2 separate regions of the Homo sapiens genome follow, and region 2 is linked to region 1. A link is a contact called in ENCODE Hi-C or POLR2A ChIA-PET data. All regions are on one chromosome and are shown on one strand. Each heading gives the region's core, a stretch centred on a gene start or an enhancer-like site at or near the end of the contact. The rest is flanking DNA. Distances are from core to core; before and after follow the strand shown.

Region 1 (2,700 bases), core at 94-2,593:
ATTTGTAAAGGTCCAAAAAAGGCCATCAGAAAAACAGGGCCTTGTGACAATAAACAGTCTTATGAGCTCTTAAGCCAGGGGAATGATGGAGCTGGGAAGGGGCCATCCCAAGCGTTTAGATGAGGAAGCAGATCTAGAAGGATGGATTTGTTTGCACAAGATCTCCCCTCACCTCAAGTGCTTATTCCTCTTCTCCAAGCTGCCTGCACCCATGATGAAAATGATGTTTTAGAAATACTAGTCTGGCAACAGCTGGCAGCTTGGAATGGCAATGGCAGCTTGGAATCTCAGACCCAGGCCCAGGGGCTAGCAGGAGCATTGCAGTAATCTTGGCTTGAGAGGAATTTTCATGGGAATCTGAAGGGATAGCAAGGGATGGAAGAGAATGGTGGCAAGAGATGGGTAACAGTGAGCATAGGTCCCTTTTTATAGAATGTGGGTGAGAATAAAGCGGGGGCTGCGGAGAGGCAGTGATTTTTTATTTGTTTGTTTGAGACGGAGTTTCACTCTTGTCGCCCAGGCAGGAGTGCAGTGGCACAATCTCTGCTCACTGCAACCTCCGCCTCCTGGTTAAAGTGACTCTCCCACCTCAGCCTCCCGAGTAGCTGGGATTATAGGCGCCCGCCACCACACCCAACTAATTTTTGTATTTTTTTAGAAGAGACGGGGGTTTCACCATGTTAGCCAGGCTGGTCTGCAACTCCTGACCTTAGGTAATCCACCCGCCTCAGTCTCCCTAAGTGTTGGGATTACAGGCCTGAGCCACTGCACCCAGCCCGAGGCAGTGATCTTTAATGAACTGCATTCTGGATAGAACTACAAGCTTTTTTCTGGAATAGGCCAACTTTTTCTGAGACTGATTGGCTTTTCAGCAGTGTATTTCTGATGGTCTAGAACTCTGGGAAGAGAGACCTTAGTTGATGCCTTTTTTGGGCCTTTTCTGGTTGGGTTAGGGTAGCTGTGTATCACACCACAGGATAGAAGGACAAGCACTTCCTGAAAATAGCAGGCTTTCAAATTGTGAGGTAGGTTGTTCTGCTCCTTTGGTTTTTTGTTTTTTTTGTTTTTTTTTGTTTTTTTTTTGTGAGACAGAGTCTCACAGGCTGGAGTGCAGTGGTGCAATCTCGGCTCACTGCAACCTCCACCTCCTGGTTTAAGCAATTTTCTGCCTCAGCCTCTTGAGTAGCTGGGATTACAGGTGTGTGCCACCACGCCTGGCTAGTTTTTGTATTTTTAGTAGAGATGGGGTTTCACTATCTTGGCCAGGCTGGTCTTGAATTTCCACCTCGGCCTCCCAAAGTGCTGGGATTATAGGCATGAGTCACCGTGCCCGGCCTCCTTTGGTTTTGGTTTTGGTTTTGTTGTTAGAGACAGGGTCTCACTCTGTCACTCAGGCGGGAGTGGCACAAACATAGCTCACTGCAGCCTTGACCTCCTGGGCTCAAGCAATCCTCCTGCCTTAGCCCCCTGAGTAGCTGGGACCACAGGCATGTGCCACTGTGCTTGGCTAATTTTTTTTTCTTTCTATTTTATTTTACTTTATTTTATTTTATGTTTTAGACATAGTCTTACTCTGTTGCCCAGGCTGGAGTGCAGTGGTGCAATCTCGGCTCACTGCAACATCCGCCCTCTGAGTTCAAGCAATTCTCCTGCCTCAGCCTCCCGAGTAGCTGGTATTACAGGCGCCTGCCACTGTGCCTGGCTAATTTTTTGTATTTTTAGTAGAGACGGGGTTTCACCATCTTGGCCAGGCTGGTCTTGAACTCCTGACCTCGTGATCCACCTGCCTCAGCCTCCCAAAGTGCTGGGATTACAGGCATGAGCCACCGCGCCTGGCCCTTCTTTTTTCTTTTTTTTTTCTTTTTTTTTTTTTTTTTTTTTTTGAGACGGAGTCTCGCTCTGTAGCCAAGGCTAGAGTGCAGTGGCACGATCTTGGCTCACTGCAACCTCCGCCTCCCTGATTCAAGCGATTCTCCTGCCTCAGCCTCCTGAGTAGCTGGGATTACAGGCACACGCCACCATGCCCAGCTAATTTTTGTATTTTTAGTAGAGATGGGGTTTCACCTGTTAGCCTAGTCTCGAACTCCTGACCTCGTGATCTGCCCTCCTTGGCCTCCCAAAGTGCTGGGTTTACAGGCATGAACCACTGCACCTGGCCACTTGGCTGATATTTTAAAATTTCTTTAGAGACAGGGTCTCACCATATTGCCCAGGCTGGTCTTGAACTCCTGGGCCCAGGTGATCCTCCTGCCTCTGCCACCCAGAGTGCCAGGATTACAGGTGTGAGCCACCACGCCCAGCTGGGTTTTGCATTTTCTTTTTTTGAGACAGAGTCTCAGTCTGTCACCCAGGCAGTGCAGTGGCGTGATCTCGGCTCACTGCAACCTCTGTCTCCCTGGTTCAAGTGATCCTCCTGCCTCAGCCTCCCAAGTAGCTGGGATTACAGGCGCGTGCCACTATGCCCGGCTAATTTTTTGTATTTTCAGTAGAGATGAGGTTTCACCGTGTTAGCCAGGATGGTCTCGATCTCCTGACCTCGTGATCCACCTGCCTCGGCTTCTTAAAGTGCTGGAATTACAGGTGTGAGCCACTGTGCCCAACCTGGGTTTTGCATTTTAATAGTCACTTTGTAGGAAACTGGAAATAGTAGTTGGAGGAGCCTGTGATGGTGGAAAGGGCTTAGCCCCTGCAGGAGCTGGG
Region 2 (2,700 bases), core at 118-2,617, 120 kb before region 1:
AGTATCTTACAGACTAATGCTACATTACTTTAATACAGTATAATACCCTTGGCAAAATGCCAGACACATAGTCAGGGCTCAATAAATTTGTAGTGTGTGAAATGATAAAATTGACCGAAATTTGTCCTTCTATATGTTTACAGTGTTGCATGGAGCTACTGTGCAAACCAATTTCCATACTAATGTATTTTACAACTTGATTTAGATAAATGTATTTGACCCCCCAAAAACTGTGAAAACAGTGCATGGAGAAGATAATCTGAAGTGGTTTTAATAGCTTGATAGCCAAGTCACAACAAGTCATGAGAGAGAAATTAGGGGTATCCAACATACATCTCTGATGTTTGAGGGCAGCCAGATTTCCCCACCACAGAACACATTTAGGGCTGGAAAACACACTAGTCTGATCCCGTACGACATTGTTAATGTTCTTTTTATTTTTTATTTTTTTTGAGACAGAGTCTCACTCTGACACTCAGGCTGGAGTGCAGTGGCACGAGCTCAACTCACTGCAGCCTCAACCTCCCGGGCTCAATCGATCCTCTCGCCTCAGCCTTCCAAGTAGCTTGGGATTACAGGCGCCCACCACTAAGCCCGGCTAATTTTTGTATGTTTAGTAGAGACGGGGTTTCATCATGTTGGTCAGGGTGGTCTCGAACTCCCGACCTAAGGTGATCCACCCGCCTTGGCCTCCCAAAGTGCTAGGATTACAGGCGTGAGCCACTGCACCCGGCCTAACTTCCATTTTGAAAGCGCCGTTTACAACACTAATAGTTCTTGTACATTCCATCTATTACTGGGCTCTTTACACGCATTTCCATTTCATTGCCTCCAAACAAACTCTGTGACGAAGGTGCTGTCATTACCCCTGTTTCCGTTTTAGAAACTGAGCCCCAAAGAGATTTAGTGACTTTTCCAAGTTCATACATTTTTAAAAATGGTAGAATCTGGGGAAAAAAAAAACCAGGTTAATGCTGTTCTCTTGGCACAAAAATACTTTTACTGTCCAAGCATTATTTTTTTCTCTCAACTCTTCCCCATGCAGTCCTCAGCATCCCGAGTTTGTGGCCCGATGGTACAACTCTATTTCCCGGATACCACCCATATTACATCTGCCTCTAAGTCACACGAGATGGGTCCTCATCCTCCCCTCAGAAGTTAACAGGGACTTGAGTGGGTGGGGCTGTGGCCAGGGCGTGCGTCCTCAGTCATTGCGCAAAAAGGCAAAGAGGAAAAATTAGACAATGGTAGGGACGACCTATTAACGTCTGCTTTTCTCTCTGCTAAATGGGAAGACAACAAAGGCCGCTCCACCTTTCACCTGACTGCCGCTCATCACGCACTTCAGCATGGCTGCCATCCGCCCTAAAAAGCAGGCTCGGAAGGCGCGCCTCAGCTCGACGGCCCAGGTGCCCGGATGTTGCCCGCGCTTTTCAAAGCTTCGCGATCTCGTCTCTGCACTCTACCACCCCGCCTCCACAAGTTCCCAAACGGCTTTACGGCGGAGAAGGGTCCGTGCGGGCCTCCGTACGGCAATTTCTGTCTCCCTCTGCTCTCATTGGTTGCGGTTAAGTGGGCGGGTCGCCGAGGAGCCTGAGGAAGAGGGCGGCGACGGTGGTGGTGACTGAGCGGAGCCCGGTGACAGGATGGTGAGGGCTGCAGTTGCGGCGACCAAGGCCTGGCTCTCGGGTGGGGTGCTGCGTTGTTGGGAGCCGTGGGGAGGCCGAGGGCGAGGAATTGGGAAATCCCGGAGGCCTCGGCGTCAGGGCCCAGGCGCTGGCCTGGGAAAGGCCCAGAAGAGGTCTAGGGAAGGAAGGGAGCGGCCACCTCTGGGTGCGGCTGGCCTAGGTCTCGTATCCCGGCCCCAAGGGGCCAGAGGCCATCCAAGGGGTAAAAAGGCCCCTCTAGCAGCCCGACCTGTCACGAGACACGCACGCCCGAGCCAGGGAAGGCCTTTGGTCCTATACCTCGAATGTTCCGGGGATAGGGGCACGGTCCTCCGTTTCCAGACGGTTCCTACTCGTTTCCCGCAAAAAGCACCTCCCGCTGGTTGGGGTGTAGTGGTGGAAGCTGGCCTCTCGAATGCAGAACAGGAAGTAGCGAGCAGAATTTCGTACCCGTTTAACTTTGCCATCTAGGGAAAGGGAATAAACCACCCTCCTCGCTCCTGAAATAACATCTAGCTGCCATTGAGATGAGCAGGTGTGCTCTCAGAGGGCGGGATTTGGCGCTTGCAATTGCTGGAACTGTTTCTTTCCACGGGTTGCTACGCCTCTTTAGGGTAGGATTCCTTAATGATGTGTGAACTCATTGAAACTGTTGGGAAATTTTTGTGAATATACACATTTTTCTGGGGAGAGTGCCGGTGTTGGAGACTTACCTAGTCTCCCCCAGCCACCTTCAAGCAATCACCCCTTCACCCCCAGTAGTTTGGTGCCCCTCAGACCTTCCTACATAAAAACTGGGGGCCTCTACTAGAGAGGACTCAGAGCTGTAATCATATTTTCTTTCTTTCTTTTTGAGATGGAGTCTCGCTCTGTCGCCCAGGCTGGAGTGCAATGCCGCGATCTCGGCTCACTGCAATGCCGCCCGGGTTCAAGCCTCAGCTCCTGCCTCAGCCTCCCGAGTAGCTGGGATTACAGGCGCCCGCCACCAAGCCCGTCTAAATTTTTGTATTTTTAGTAGAGACGGGGTTTCACC

Evidence for each region. A loop is a pair of places that touch in the nucleus more often than their neighbours do. ChIA-PET counts read pairs that join two places held with the same protein, here RNA polymerase II (POLR2A). Pooled maps may share reads with other maps.
Region 2: a map of endothelial cell of hepatic sinusoid shows a loop between it and region 1 (6-fold over the local background). The contact joins the promoter of RAD9B here to the enhancer-like site in region 1. A Hi-C loop is called at or near these places in 1 of 168 maps with a recorded cell type or tissue (endothelial cell of hepatic sinusoid) and 1 of 50 pooled maps. POLR2A ChIA-PET finds 5 or more read pairs at or near these places in 2 of 52 experiments (AG04450 and H1).

The regions. Positions count from the first base shown.
Region 1 is chr12:110,383,059-110,385,758 of GRCh38, reverse strand. The region is part of intron 6 of ANAPC7 (anaphase promoting complex subunit 7); the gene reads left to right. Among named protein-coding and RNA genes, the nearest start is that of ANAPC7, 19 kb to the left of the region's middle. RefSeq lists an enhancer at 959-1,018. Within about 2 kb of position 1,343, at least 3 of the 41 ENCODE cell types and tissues checked have a DNase peak (open chromatin) inside an H3K27ac peak, as active enhancers do.
Region 2 is chr12:110,500,998-110,503,697 of GRCh38, reverse strand. RAD9B (RAD9 checkpoint clamp component B) reads right to left here and starts at 1,367. Exons shown (of 11, transcript NM_001286535.2): 1 at 1,315-1,367. The coding sequence starts at 1,360. VPS29 (VPS29 retromer complex component) reads left to right here and starts at 1,587. Exons shown (of 4, transcript NM_016226.5): 1 at 1,587-1,649. The coding sequence starts at 1,647. RefSeq lists an enhancer at 1,619-1,758.